2 separate regions of the Mus musculus genome follow, and region 1 is linked to region 2. A link is a contact called in ENCODE Hi-C data. All regions are on one chromosome and are shown on one strand. The core of a region is the stretch at or near the end of the contact, and the rest is flanking DNA. Distances in the headings are between cores, read along the strand shown. Region 1 overlaps Pitpnc1 (phosphatidylinositol transfer protein, cytoplasmic 1). Region 2 has its middle 15 kb from the start of Gm31842.

The links. Hi-C counts contacts between places; a loop is a spot of excess contacts on that map.
Region 1: a loop to region 2 is called in a map of T-helper 2 cell, with 726 times the contacts of the local background. The contact joins two enhancer-like sites. A Hi-C loop is called at or near these places in 4 of 37 maps with a recorded cell type or tissue (T-helper 1 cell, T-helper 17 cell, T-helper 2 cell and 1 more).

What each region holds. Positions count from the first base shown.
Region 1 is chr11:107,337,497-107,344,043 of GRCm38, reverse strand. It overlaps Pitpnc1 (phosphatidylinositol transfer protein, cytoplasmic 1), which reads left to right. Exons shown (of 9, transcript NM_001359616.1): 2 at 6,484-6,547. It overlaps Gm11716 (predicted gene 11716), which reads right to left. Exons shown (of 3, transcript NR_166849.1): 2 at 5,823-5,923. Among named protein-coding and RNA genes, the nearest start is that of Gm11716, 4.8 kb to the right of the region's middle. Within about 2 kb of position 2,564, at least 2 of the 3 ENCODE cell types and tissues checked have a DNase peak (open chromatin) inside an H3K27ac peak, as active enhancers do.
Region 2 is chr11:55,364,477-55,371,564 of GRCm38, reverse strand. No RefSeq gene overlaps it. Among named protein-coding and RNA genes, the nearest start is that of Gm31842, 15 kb to the left of the region's middle. Within about 2 kb of position 2,275, at least 2 of the 3 ENCODE cell types and tissues checked have a DNase peak (open chromatin) inside an H3K27ac peak, as active enhancers do.

The DNA.
Region 1 (6,547 bases), core at 1,315-3,814, about 52 Mb before region 2:
ATCCTCTCATTGGGGGATGAGGCCGACTGGAGTTAGACTAGTGGAGAAAGGGAAAGGGGCCAGGGGATACAGGTATTGGTTGATGGCATCCCCTTGGTCAGTGAAGGGCTTGGAAGATGGTACTTGCTTCGTTCTGAAACTCAGGCGGGAGCTTGGAATTTCATTGACCTAGAACTTGGGATCAAATGTGTCTTTAGACAAGGGTACAAGTGAGAATACTTGGTTTGTTTGTTTGTTTGCTTGCTTGTTTTTTGGGTTGTTTGTTTGTTTGTTTGTTTGAGACAGTGTTTCTCTGTGTAGTTCATTCCGTAGACCAGGCTTGTCTCTAGCTCAGACATTTGCCTGCCTCTGCCTCCTAAGTGCTGGGATTAAAGGTGTGAGTTACCAACCACTACCTGGGTTATCGTTGGTATGCCATAAATGATTCCTGACCACACTTAGACTTTTTAGTTTGGAGATTCTGTTTCAATTTTATTTCTTTAGAAAATCTTTTGTGTTAATATGCTAGTGTATGGGGTGTGTATGTCTTTGCCTGTTTGTGTGCTGGGTTGTCCATTTGAAAGTCAGGATAGAACTCAGAGCGTTATCCTCATCCTTCATCCTATTTCAGACACGTTTTCAGACTGTTTGTTCCTTTAGAGATTCTGGGAATTCTTTAATCCCTGCTTGTCAGCTTCCCCCCAGGAGTGCTGGGGTGACAGCTTCCTGGGGTTATGACATCAGGGTCTCATGGTTGGGTGGCAAGCCCTTTACCCCAGCTTCTCCCACCCAACCCTCTTTTAAAGGCATGCTGTCACTTTGTAGCCCTAGGTGACTCAAACTGCTATCCCCTCCTCTCCCATTGTCTTAGTCCGGAATTCTGTTGATACAATGAAGCATCGGGACCAAAAGCGAGTGGGAGAGGAAAGTGATTGTCTGGCTCACAGTTCCCTATCTCTGTTCATCATCCAAGGAAGTGAGAGCAGGAATTCAAAGAGAGCAGGAACCTGGAGGCAAGAGCTGAACAGAGGCCATGGAGGGATGCTGCTTATAGGCTTGCTCATCATGCTTGCTTAGTCTACCTTCTTAGAGAACTCAGGACCACCAGTCCAAGGATGGTACCACCCCCAATAGGCTGGGCCCTCCTGATTAATCACTAATTAAGAAAATGCTCTACAGACTTGCCTATAGCCCAATATTATGGAGGTATAGTTTTTTTGTTTTTTTTAAGATTGTATTTATTTGTTTTAATGTATATGAATGCTCTGTTTCCATGCACACCAGAAAAGAGAAACAGACTCCATTATGGATGGTTGTGAGCCACCATGTGCTGGGAATTGAACTCAGAACCTCTGCAAAAAGCCAGTGCTCTTAACAGCTGAGCCCTCTCTCTAGCCTTGGAGGCAATTTCTTAACTGAGGTTCCCTCCTCCTCTCTTGTGACTTTGTGTCAAGCTGATAAAACTATCAGGCATGCTCAACTTCCCTTGTACTTGGATTACAGCCAGGAACTACCAGGCCTGGACCTACACCCATCCCCTTTTAATTAAGGCTTGGGGTTGAGCCCTTAAATAGCCCCCAAGGCACTCAGTCCTATAGTTAGGACAGCGGGAACTAGTAACATCTTGGTTTCTCTAGGCACATTCTACAGCTTAATTATCTAGGGTCACTGTCAATTAGATTGCTCACTCAGAACCTCAACTAATTGGTGGTCAGTAAAGCTAAGCTGAGACCGGTTCTTCGACCCTGATACCATCAGAACCCTCTGCTCTAGTGCCTTCATCCAACATTCAAATTGGGCTGGAAATAGTGATCTGGGCATGGGTGTGGAAGAAGAAGCAAGTCTCATAAGGAGGAAATCTGATAGCCTGATACTGTTTGGTTCCCAAAAGTCCCCCTGAGTACTCTCACTATATTAAGAAGGATTGTCCTTAGTGTGCCCCCTATAACTCAACTTCCCAGCCCCTGCCTCTACAATCAAAATGTCAAAGGTCTGAGATGAACCCAGATGTGCCGCAGGTTAGTAGGGGACATCAGATCCCTTGGGGCTGGAGTTATATATGTGGTTGTCAACCACCAGTTGTGTGTGCTGGGAACTGAACTTGTGTCCTATGGAAAGGCAGAAAGTGCACTTAACTGCTAAGCTACCTCTCAGCCTCTGCGTGTGGCATTTTTAGGTGTTTCAAGAACTACCTGTCCCTCCCTACAACTGAGATACTGTTAGCTACTCATGTCTGAGGGGCAAACTCGGGACTTGATAATAAAACAATAACAGAGGACTTCTGGATGGTCCTCTGAGTCTGATGGCCATGCCAGCAGACGGGGTCTGGTTTTCTTGGGAGGAAAGGAAGGAACAGACAGCCTTGGTCCATCTCTGAGTCTGGGCTTGTGTGTCCTGGCACCTTCTGCATGTTCCGGTTATTTTCCAACCCCGAGACCGATGCCGTCATAGTGAGCTAAGGCTGGTGTCTGCCCTGGGCTGGCCCATGGAGGAGCCACTGGAATGATCAATGAGGCCGGGCAGCTGGGTCCCGTCGGCCACGGTGAATCAGCCGCCCCTGCCTTGCCCAGATCCATTGCCTCTGAGCAGGAAGCACTTGCTCCGAGCCCAGCCAGGCTGACTCGTGTCTGGCTAATGGCTTTTCTGTGTCACACATCGACCTTGGCACCCTACTCGTTTTTTCTGTGTGAGTGGTTTAGAGCTCTTAGAGACAGTGTGCTGGTAGATTTAGCTCTCCTCTAAGCTTTCCAGCGACAGACCTTGGCGGGACTTTGAATAGGGGAGGCTTCAGACACAGCACTTTTTTTAATGCTTGTTTTACATACATGACATGCCAGTAACTTTTCAAAAATGTTTTTTATAAAGTATATATGTGTTAGTATATACATGTGTATTAAAAGGGTATATTATACATGTTATATAAAATATGTATTATATATGTGTGTATTATATGTAACATGGCATTTTCATGCATATATGCAGTGCATGTTGATCATATTTACCTCCCATGACCCTCTCAGCCTCTCACCTACTCCTGCTAATCTCTTCTCTTCCAACCAGCCCCTTCGACTTTCATGTCCGTGCCCCTCCCCCTCCCCTGCCCCACCCCCTTACTGAGTTTCATTTGGGTTCCTCAAAGGAGCAGAAGTTAGGAGGTATTTACTCACAGAAACATGGGCCACTGACAAAGTGGCAACACTAAAGAAAATGTCTCTTCCTTTCCCTAGCAACTATTAACTACTTGCAATTCCTTAAAGAGAGGGGACCAACCCTGTCCCCCCCTCCCCTGCCCCCACAGCTACAGATCAAGCCAGGGCCTTGGCTAAGCCAGGCTCAAGCTCAAGTTTCACACCCCCAAGTAATCGCTTCAGAGCAAACTTTCTTAATGTGCATCAACAACCATCTACCCAGACAGAGCCTTTCATTACTTTGTTTCTGATGTACCAATGGTGTGTGTGTGTGTGTGTGTGTGTGTGTGTGTGTGTGTGTTTTGAGGTCAGACTGAGGATAACATTAGCTGTCTCAATCTCTATATATCATCTCTTTATTTTAAATTTATTATTATTATTATTATTATTAGTGCCCTGGCATGCATACGATGTATGTGTGTTGGCACCTGTGCCACAGCGTGCATGTGGTGGTAACAGGACAACTTTGTTGAGTCAATTCCCCCTCCACTCATGCATTGGTGGCTTGTGTAGCAGGTACCTCCACCTGCTGAGCCAGACTCTCACTGACCCTGTAGATTCACATAGGCTGGTGGCCAGCCTGCTCCAGCTATCCTCCTGTCTCCACCTCCGTCACACTGCTGGGAGTCTAGATGCCCTCCACCCTCAGCCTTCTCAGGGTGGCCGGGGTCTACGCTTGGGACCTTATGCTTGTGTGGTAAGCACTGCACTGAGAGCCAGTCCTCAGCCCCTGTGCTGTGTAATTAGGTCTGCCAGACAGAGCAGAACTAGATAGTTAAACCACAGCTATTCATTTTCATTTAAGCCTGGAGATCAGAACCAAAATCAAAGTGTGAGCAAAGCCTTCTTGTTCGGAAGGTTTGATATGGGAGTATCTATCCCGGGCCCCAATCTAATGGCCTATTGAGGCCACACTCACTCTTCATATGACCCTTCTTCATCCCTGTTTGTCTCTGCTCTACTTTCTCTTTTGTCTAAGAACACCAGTCATGCTGGATCAATGCCCACCCTGATGGCATCTTTGAAATATATGGGAGGGGAGACACTTCAACCATAACACATTAAGTGGGTGGCTTCAGTATCAATATTTCATTCCTTTTTGTGGCTGAGTAATATTCCACTGTCTGTGGCCATTAGGTTTTTAAACATCGTGTCCAAGCAGTTGCTGTGTACCCGCTGAGCAGCAGAGTGCGTTCCTCTGCTTGTGTCTAGTGGACCACCTATCACTCCGGTATAGCTTCCCCATCCTTGTGGGAGGGCTAACCTTTGGAAACAGAAGTGAAAGCAGTAGTGGGCAGAGGGGAAGCCAGGTCAAGCCTCATATCCTCTGGTTCAGTTTTAAAAATGGATTTCTCTTCCAGCTTCCTCTCTCCTCTTCCTGAGAGTATCCTGTACCTTCTCTCCTCACAAGTTCACAAACACACATTCAAAGCATTTTAAACATGGGCTCGTTCTGGACAGGGCCTTGGCCAGATAGGAAGCCTAACCCTTGGAGAAGAGCCTGATCCGTTGTCATGGTAACGGGGCCTCTCCCTTGAGCTGGCTGCAGAGCAGAGCCTGTTCAGAGCTTCTTCACATTGCCTTCCATGCACCTGCCTCAGCATGAAAAGAGGGACCCTGGGACAAGAGACCTCTCAGCTTTGGGACCCACCACGATGCTGACTTGAATATTTCAGCTGCCTCTAAAGTTAGAATAAATTGGACTCTTGCACATAGACAGGGGCTCTGCATCCCTGCTAGCCAAGGGCCCTTGTGGGAAAAACTGGACCTCCTCATTAGCTTATAGAAGAGTCGGGCTTTGGTAGTAATGACTGTGTGCTGGCTCTCACTGACTGTGCAAAGAGGGCCACAGCAGAGTCCAGATCTGAGCAGATATGTCCCCTACCCAGTGGTTATAACCCTCTCCCCCCACCCCCATCCTCACCCCAGAATATGCCACCTCAGGAGTCCATTGGGGAAAGAAGCACCCACTGGCCTTGGGTTGGGCTTTTTGTTTGTTTGTTTGAAACATTATTGTTGCTTTTTTTTTTTAATATACTAAGTTTTATCGTATGTTTCATACAAGTACCATAGTACATAGGTATGGGTCAAAGAAACTTGCAGGGTCAGTTTTCTTTTCTCACCATGTGGGTTTTGGGGATCACACTCGTGTCATCAGGCTGGGTGACAAATGCTCAGACTTGGAGTTTTGGGAGAGGTAGGAAGGAAGGAAAGTTGAGCCACCTAGGGTGAAGGCTGTGCAGAAAATGTCTCAGTCCCCGGTTGCTCCGGGATACCCTTGTAGGGTTGATAGACTCCAGAAGGCCCCACACTGTTAGTAGGCTTGGGTGACAGTGACCCAGAGATACCAAGGATATTCTTCAGTGTGGCACAGGATTCTGAAACTTGGGATTTTAGCTGTGGGATGTGGATGTTTGGGGCTTTTCAAGTATCTAGAGGCCTTCACGTGAGCGGCTCGTGTTTGTATCTGAGTGGCTGGGGCAGGATTGTCCAGAGTATAGGCAGTATAGGTCAGAGAGAGAGAGAGACAGAGACAGAGAAACAGAGAGAGGCAGACAGGCAGGGACCGTCTCAAAAAACAATGGTTCTTGTCAGCATGAATGAAGGCCTAGGTTCAGTCCCAGCATGGAGTAAAACAGACTTGTTGGTACTCACCTGGCATCCTGGTACCTGGGGGTTCTTGGAGGCAGAAGGAGCCATTTAATGCCATGCTTGACTTCATGATGAATTTGAGGCCAGCTTGAGCTTTGTAAGACCTGTCTCAAAAACAAAACAAGACAAAGGGGAGGTGGGAAAAAAAAACCCAACAACTTTTCTCACGCTCCTGTCTAGCCACCTGTGAGACCTGCTATTCTAGGCGGGACAAGATGCAAGTGACAGTTAATCCTTTTGCCCAACAATGCTGCCAATTAACTTCAGAGCCAGGACAGAAATAACACACCCTAGGCTGCCCTTGACCAAGCCAAATAGGACACTAACTCCCTTTAACCCTATATGTCCAGAATGGAAGTCAAGGCAGACTCTAGTTCTTAGCTTGTGCACGGTCCTTAAAGACCGCTAGAACTCCAGGGAGCTCTTGGTATGGCCGCTCGCTCCTACTGTTCTCAGGAATGTTTCTACATTCTGCTCACAGCCGGCCCTCTGCCAGGCTCTAAGGACAGTCACCTTAGACCCCAGTGACTGCTGACTTTTCTCAGCAGAAGGCACCGATGTGATTTGTTGCTGTGTGCCCTGTCATTGGAGGACAACGTGGGGGATTCGTCAGCAGCAAGCCGGGGCTGACCTCTCTGTCTCCATTCCTCTGTTTGTTCTGCAGTACAAAATCGGACAGCTGTATATGATCAGCAAACACAGCCATGAGCAGAGTGACCGGGGAGAAG
Region 2 (7,088 bases), core at 1,026-3,525:
AATTTGAAAAGCTAAGCTGAACCAGGGCTCTGGGTAGACAAGCACCCCGACTCCACAGGTTGTGTTGATTTAACCGTTGCTATTCAGTTCACTACTGCCCACTCTCTTTCCCCTCCCCCCACATATCTTCCTTTTCTTCCCTTTTTATTTTTTTCTCTAACAATCTCTCTCTCTCTCTCTCTCTCTCTCTCTCTCTCTCTCTCTCTCTCTCTCTCTCACACACACACACACACACACACACACACAGAGGCGAGAAAGAGACAGATAGAGATAGATGGATAGATGGAGAGGCAGACAGATAACAGACAACAGAGAGGAGTGCACATGTAGTCAGAGGACAATTCTCAGGCACTCTTTTTTCCCCCACCATGTGGGTCCTGGAGACTGAACTCAGGCTAACAGGTTTGGCAGCAAGCACCTTAAATGTCTGGACCATCTTGTGCCCCCCCCACCCCCCATTACCTTCTGTTTTGGATTTTTAAGACAGGTTTTCTATGTGCCTTACTGATGGGTCACAGGAGAAGTTCTGTCACACACCATGGCCCCTGACTCAGCGCATCTGTAATTGTGATTGACACATGGGATTCAATCCTAAATCCTTCTCCGGGTTCTTTCTATGTCTCCATGAGAGTGAAGGTGTGGCTCTTTTGATCTGTGATTCTGAGAGTGCCTACAATGTCTGAGATGCCAATTTATATTAGATGGTCTATATAGTCTGTCTCTGCCTGTGTGTATGTGTGTATATGTGTGTGTGTGTGTGTGCGCGCGCGCGCGCGTGCACATGTGCATGTGGTGTATTTGTGTGTTCACCAGTGCTGTGGAGGCCAGAGACTGACATTGAGAATTTCCTTTTACAGAAGAAGCCCCTGATGGAGTCACTGCCTAGCAGACCCAAGGCCCTGGCTCTAGCTCCAGTGCTGGTACCAAAAGAATATGCTGGTTCATGCCTGTAGTCTTTGAGCATGGAGACAGAAGAATGAGAAATTTAAGGTTATCCTCAACCACATAGAGACCAGCCTGGGCTACATGTGAGCACTCTCAAGAAATATAAGTTCATAAGCATTCCTCCCAACTTTGTGACAGTCCATCTGGTGACTTCTATTTGCTGGGGGTAATGATGAGAAGCTGAATATGGAAGGTGACAGGTAGCCACAGCAGGAGGAATTCTGCAAGCATGCGTGAGTCCAGTGCCATACCATGGCAGATCTGGAGACAACGTCATAAAACGTTTCGCAGAATGTTCCAGAAGCATATAGGAGAATCGGTCTTCTGATGGCATTCCCGATTTCATCTTTCATATGAACTTGCCGATTGTTCTCTTTGGTTTGGAGCCCTTTGGGAAGGAATCCCAAATGCATGTGTTTTAGAAAGACTTCATCCTAAACTAATTTTTTAATCTTTTTAAAAAAATTTTATTTATTTTATGTGTATGAGTATACTGTAACTGTACAGATGGTTGTAAGCCATTATGTGGTTGCTGGAATTGAACTCAGGACCTTTGCTCACTCAGGCCCAAAGATTTATTTATTATTATATCTAAGTACACTGTAGCTGTCTTCAGACACACCAGAAGAGGGGGTCAGATCCCATTACAGATGGTTGTGAGCCACCATGTGGTTGCTGGGAATTGAACTCAGGACCTTGGGAAGAGCAGTCGGTGCTCTTAACCGCTGAGCCATCTCACCAGTCCCATCCTAAACTTTTAAGTTACAATGTGACATATACAAGACTCTGCCTTTCGACTGCTTGTATGTTTGGTTGAGACAGGTCTCATGTAGCTGACCTTAAGCTTACGATGTAGCCCAGGATGCTCTTGAACACCTGATACGCCTGCTTCCATATCCTGAGCACTGGGATGTGCCCCGCGGTGCTTGAGTGCTTTGCTTTGATTTGCTTTATTTTAAGGCAGAGTCTCATCGTATAACCCTGGCTGGCCTGAAACTTACCATGTAGACCAGGCTGGCCATAAATTCACATAGATATGCCTCCCTCTTCTGGGTTTAAATGCTTGCACTTTCATTTGTTTTTGAGACAGGGTCTCACTCTGTAGCCCAGGTGACCTGGAACTCACAAGCCCCCTGACTCAGCCTCTCATGCATTGGGATTATAGGTGTCCACCACATGCCTGCCTGCCTCTTTTTAATGTCCTGATAAAGTTGCCACTCGGAGTCAGTTAAATGACTAGAGCCCTCAGGGGCTGTATTTACTCAGTTTAAGGGCTCACCAAGAGCATTCCGTCTCCCGCTTGGCAGCTTGACTGCCCTTGGCTTGGCTTTGAACTATGTCACCCATCCAGAAACTTGCCTGAGAGTGGATCTTGTTCTGGAAACTGGCAGAGGCACAGTGTGAGAGGGAACAGGCCTCTCAACTGACGTGAAAGGAGACTGCAGGCTACAGATTTCTGTCCCTGAATCGGGGCATTCCTGCGTGATCCTGGCTGAACTGTGGGACATTCTAGAAGTTTAGATCCTCAGCTGACAAGTGGAAAAAGAAATCTCACCTCTTGCCCTTTCAGCACCTGCTCCAAGGATCAAATGAGGTAAAATACATAGAAAAACAGAGAGCACTTGTCTCTCCTGAAGCCTTTGGTGTCCTCTGCTCTCTGCTGTGGCCGTGTAACCCCCCTTCCCCCATGTCCTAAAGCATGGCTCTCCTCTTGGTCTACACTGCTCTAATCCCTCCTCCCTCTTCTCTCCTCCCTCCTCTCTCCTCCTTTTTCCCTCCCCCTCCTCCCTCCTCCCTCTTCCCTCCTTCCTCTTCCCTCCCCCTCTTCCCTCCTCCCTCTCTGTCTTCCCTCACTCCCTCTTCTCTCCTCCCTCCTCCCTCTTCCCTTCTCCCTCTTCCCCCCTCCCTCCTCCCTACCCCCTCTTCCCTCCTCCCTCCTCCCTACCCCCCTCTTCCCTCCTCCCTCCTCCCTGCCTCAGGGACTTTACTCCTGATGTCCTTTGCTTAGCAAGCGGTTTCCCAGGTGTTCACACTGGTACTTCAGCCTTCAGAGAATCTCTGCTCAACCGTCACCTTGTCTGAAATGCTTTCTCTGCTCTCCTGACCCTGGTTAGTGTCCCCGGCACAGCCTGATGCACTGAGGAGTTATGGACCTACCTGTTGATTCTTTAACTTCAGAATGTCAGTACCATAAGGAACTGCACTTTTTCCTGCTACAACCCTGGCATTTAGAACCTGGCATACATATACTTTAAAAAAAAAAAAACAACAGCAACAAGCCACTTTAAAAGACTGAGTAGAAGAGGGAGTAGAGAAAGAGAGAAAGAAAAAAAGAAAGAAAGAAAGAAAGCCAGCAGAGAGTGATCTAAGAGTATGGAACAGCAGATGACACTCCAGTGGGACCAACCACAGGAGGGAGCAAAGGCCAGAAGACCCCACGTTTGTTTTTGCCCCAACCCCACCTCCTGGCTTAGGTGTATTAGCACAGAGCCCCAGAGTAAAATACCAGAGGCCTTCGGATTGTTTACTCCTTGTTAACCACCCTCTTTGCTCATTTAATTGGTCCAAAGCCCATGGCACGGGTAACTAACTGTGCAACAATTTGGCCCCCGGTCAGAAGCAGGGACGGCTGGATTGTGCTGCTTTTAGGCTCTGGTTGCAGTTCCTACTGGACGGCAGAGCGTGAACAGGCTTTGGCTGCAGAAAACACCTTTCATGTCCTGGCGGCGTGCTCTGTGGGACTTGTTCAACTTCAGGATCCTCCCTCTGCAGGGAGCATGTGTGCCCAGTGCTACTTCCCAAATCTCCGCTCTGTGAGAACCCCACACAAATGGGCAAAGTAAATCTGGGTTCTAGTTCAAGGGAATAAAATCTTAAGCACACGCCTGACCGGCTCATCTCGGGCCCTTTCTGCTTCCATCTGCGTTCTGGTCTCTCTTGCCTACGGCCTGCTGCTTTCCTTAGGGAGAGGCTGCCTTCGACTCTCTTGGCACAGGTTGTTTCTCTGACTCTCCCAATGTGTCTGATTCTGTCATGCACAGACTGTGTTACTTCCAGAAGGTTCTAATCCCTCATTAGTTCTCTACTTTGCTAGCTATCAAATAAATGAGTAGATTCATCCAAACTCTACCCTCCTCTCCAAGAGGACATGTTACCTGAGTGTTGTGGACAATCACATAACAAGGCCGCAGAGGTACCTAGAGACCTCTCTGAGTCCAGAGTTCCAGGTATTATGCAGAGAGTGAGAAATGGGGCTTAAGGGTATGCTTGCCTAGTGTGCACAAGACTCTGGGTTCGATCCTCAGCACAGACACAAACCAGACATGACAGTTCACACCTGTAATTTCAGCAGGAAATAGAGGCAGGAGGCTAAGAGATTCAAGGTCATCACTGTTCCTTAGTGAGTTCAAAGCTAGCACCGGCTCTGAGATGGGCAGGACAAATGCACACTGTAAATTTCCACTATGGAGAAGTGCCACAAAGTGACCCTTAAGGCACTGTGATGGGGGAAGGGGGTTGTAGTGGGGAGGTCAGGTGGATGCTGACATCTGAGTGACAAGAACAAGCTGCTTAAGAGGGGGCGCAACTCAGGCTAAGGCCAGGTTTGGACAGAGGGCCAGGAATACGTGTGGGGGTGTGAGCCTCCGGTAAGAGGTGTTGGTGGAGAGCCTGTTGCAAGAGGCAGGGACAGATAATGGAGATGTTGGGGGCAGAGCTCTGGAGAGAGCATGCAGTTCTCATGCAGGGCCACAGGAATAAAGGGAGAGCTTTAGGCCACTGACCTTAGTTAAGTCCCTTTGCAGTCTCCCTGGAGAGCAGACAGCAGGGACGATGATCTCCCAGGGAGAGACAGCAGCTGTTTGCAGGCAGAGGGGCTGGAAGGGCAGTTTGGAGGGAAAGTCCAGAGGATCCAGGCTGGTGGACCCCAGGAGCTCATGTGAGAAGACAGGGCATGGAAGCCTATGGCACACGTGTGACGGACAGTGAAGTGGGTTTGGCTTCCTGACATGACCCCTGAAGAAGAAGGGTTCATTTGTCAGAGCTCAGTTTCGGCATCTCTGCAGCCCCTGAAACAGTTTAGGGCATTTTCTGTTTTCTCACGGAAGGGAACAAGTGACTTTCTCCTTCCCTATATTCTCTGAGCCAAGAACAATGTCAGAGTAGCCCTTATAAAATATCCAGAACGATCTGTGGAGCTCCTGTCTCCCTCAGGGACCTTGCAGGTCGGCCCAGGGCTGTGTCAAGAGGCATCTGTGAGTTCACATGCTCCAGAGGGACCGACCAGTTCTACGGGTAACCAACCCAGGATGGAGACAGCCTTCCCGTCTCACCCCTGCTGTCCTCAGATCACTGGGCCCTCTGATGACTGCACCCCTGCCCCTGTCCCTGTTGCGGGAGCCCAGGTCCCCCAACAACAGGGCTGGGTAGCTGCTTTTGCAAATCAAGTGTTTGAAATTCACTAACCGTGTTAAGCAGGGCATGGGCAAAGTGCCTGCTGCGAATGAGTTCAGATTCCCCCACAGCACATATATTAAAAAGCTGGGCATGGTGGCAAGCACCTGTAATCCTACAGCCAGGGAAGCAGAGACAGGAGACGCCCCTGGGGGTGCCATCTGGACAGCCTAACCAGACTGGTGAGCTAGATTTAGTAGGAGACCCCATCTCAAAAAATAGCATGCCAAGCAATAGAGGAGACCTGGTGTGGACCTCTGGCACACACACATACGCACACACACACACACACAAACACACACACACAGCACATGCACATATACATCAGTGTGCACACACACACACAAACACACACGTACACATTTGCACATGTACACACACACAGGTGTGCTTTGGGAAATGTCAGGAAAAGAGATATTTCTGAGAGTCGCAGAGACTTAACTCAGTAACCCTGGCTTCCTTTGCTTGGGAGCGCTCTTCCGTTTGGTTTGTGATTCAGATTGGTTCAAAAAGAGATATCCCTGCCTCCTTGAGGGTCCCCAATACTCCTCAGAGGAGAAGTGCCACAGCAGAAACTTCTCAGGGAAGGAACTTGACTCCTGCACTCTTTGGCCCAGCCTGGCCCCTGACACTAACTGCTCCCAGTTCCATGGCTAATAAGAAAGTCAGCCCTGGGGCACTGAGGCCTCATAGTAAAGTTTTAGTAGCCTCGGTGGGTTTGATCCCATACTTCTGAGAAAATGAGTCACCCCAGGTTCAAGTGAGGAATCTGTGGGCAAGCCTCAACAGCCTGCTTCTAATTTGGGGATGGAAAGGTGTTTACAACGCCCCCAGAGGCAATACAGACTAGAGGAAGGAGCGCTAGGCAAGGGGCCTTGTCTCCTGCCATCCCACAGGCCTGCTCTCCTGTGTGCCTGGAACCGTACTAGTCAAGGATTTTCCAACGGAGCTAAACATGTTCTCATCTTGGCAAATGCTGCAGTGGACAATCTTCCTTTCTGTTTCTGACATTTTGAGAAAGGGGCAAGGGGACCTCTGAAAGACAAATGGAGTCTGCAGCTGAGGCTGCTCCCTGGGGCTCCTGTGTGAGGAAGCCCACTGTGGGAGCCAGGGTAGTTCAGGAGGGTTATAATGGCTAGGGCAGTTCAGACATCTTCTGCCCAGGCCCCTGCTGCTTGGGATTAGTACAGAAGGGGTTAAAGTCACTGAGTGTGGAAGGACTAGTCACCAGATCCTCTCCTGGAGTCCTCTCCTCCCTTTGTTCTCTGGGATCTGCTCTGCTTACTGGAGTTAGGCAAGCCTGGCACTGGGCTGGGAGCCATGCCTCTCTGGCACATAGATTCAGTACTGTAGTAACTTGCCCTCGCACTGCCCCCAGCAGAAATCTGAAGCGAAGGCCATGGAGAAAGCCTGGACCCTGAGAGCATAGACTTGCAGGAGCTGGAGACCAGTCTGGAGAGCAGAGTCCAAGGCACTTATGTGGCAGAAGGGGGAAACTGAGGCTCGGAAATGGAAATGTTTCCCAGGTTCCCCCAGCAAGTCAGGCACAGACTTGAATGCAGGTTTCACAACTGAGGTTTCACCGAGACTTTCTTCTCCCCTGGGCTGAGCTGCAGGGTTTGAGGACAGCTCTTGGGTTGAAGTTGTCACAAACAGGTAATACTTGAGTAAGGGGGCATGGTGCCAGGTGC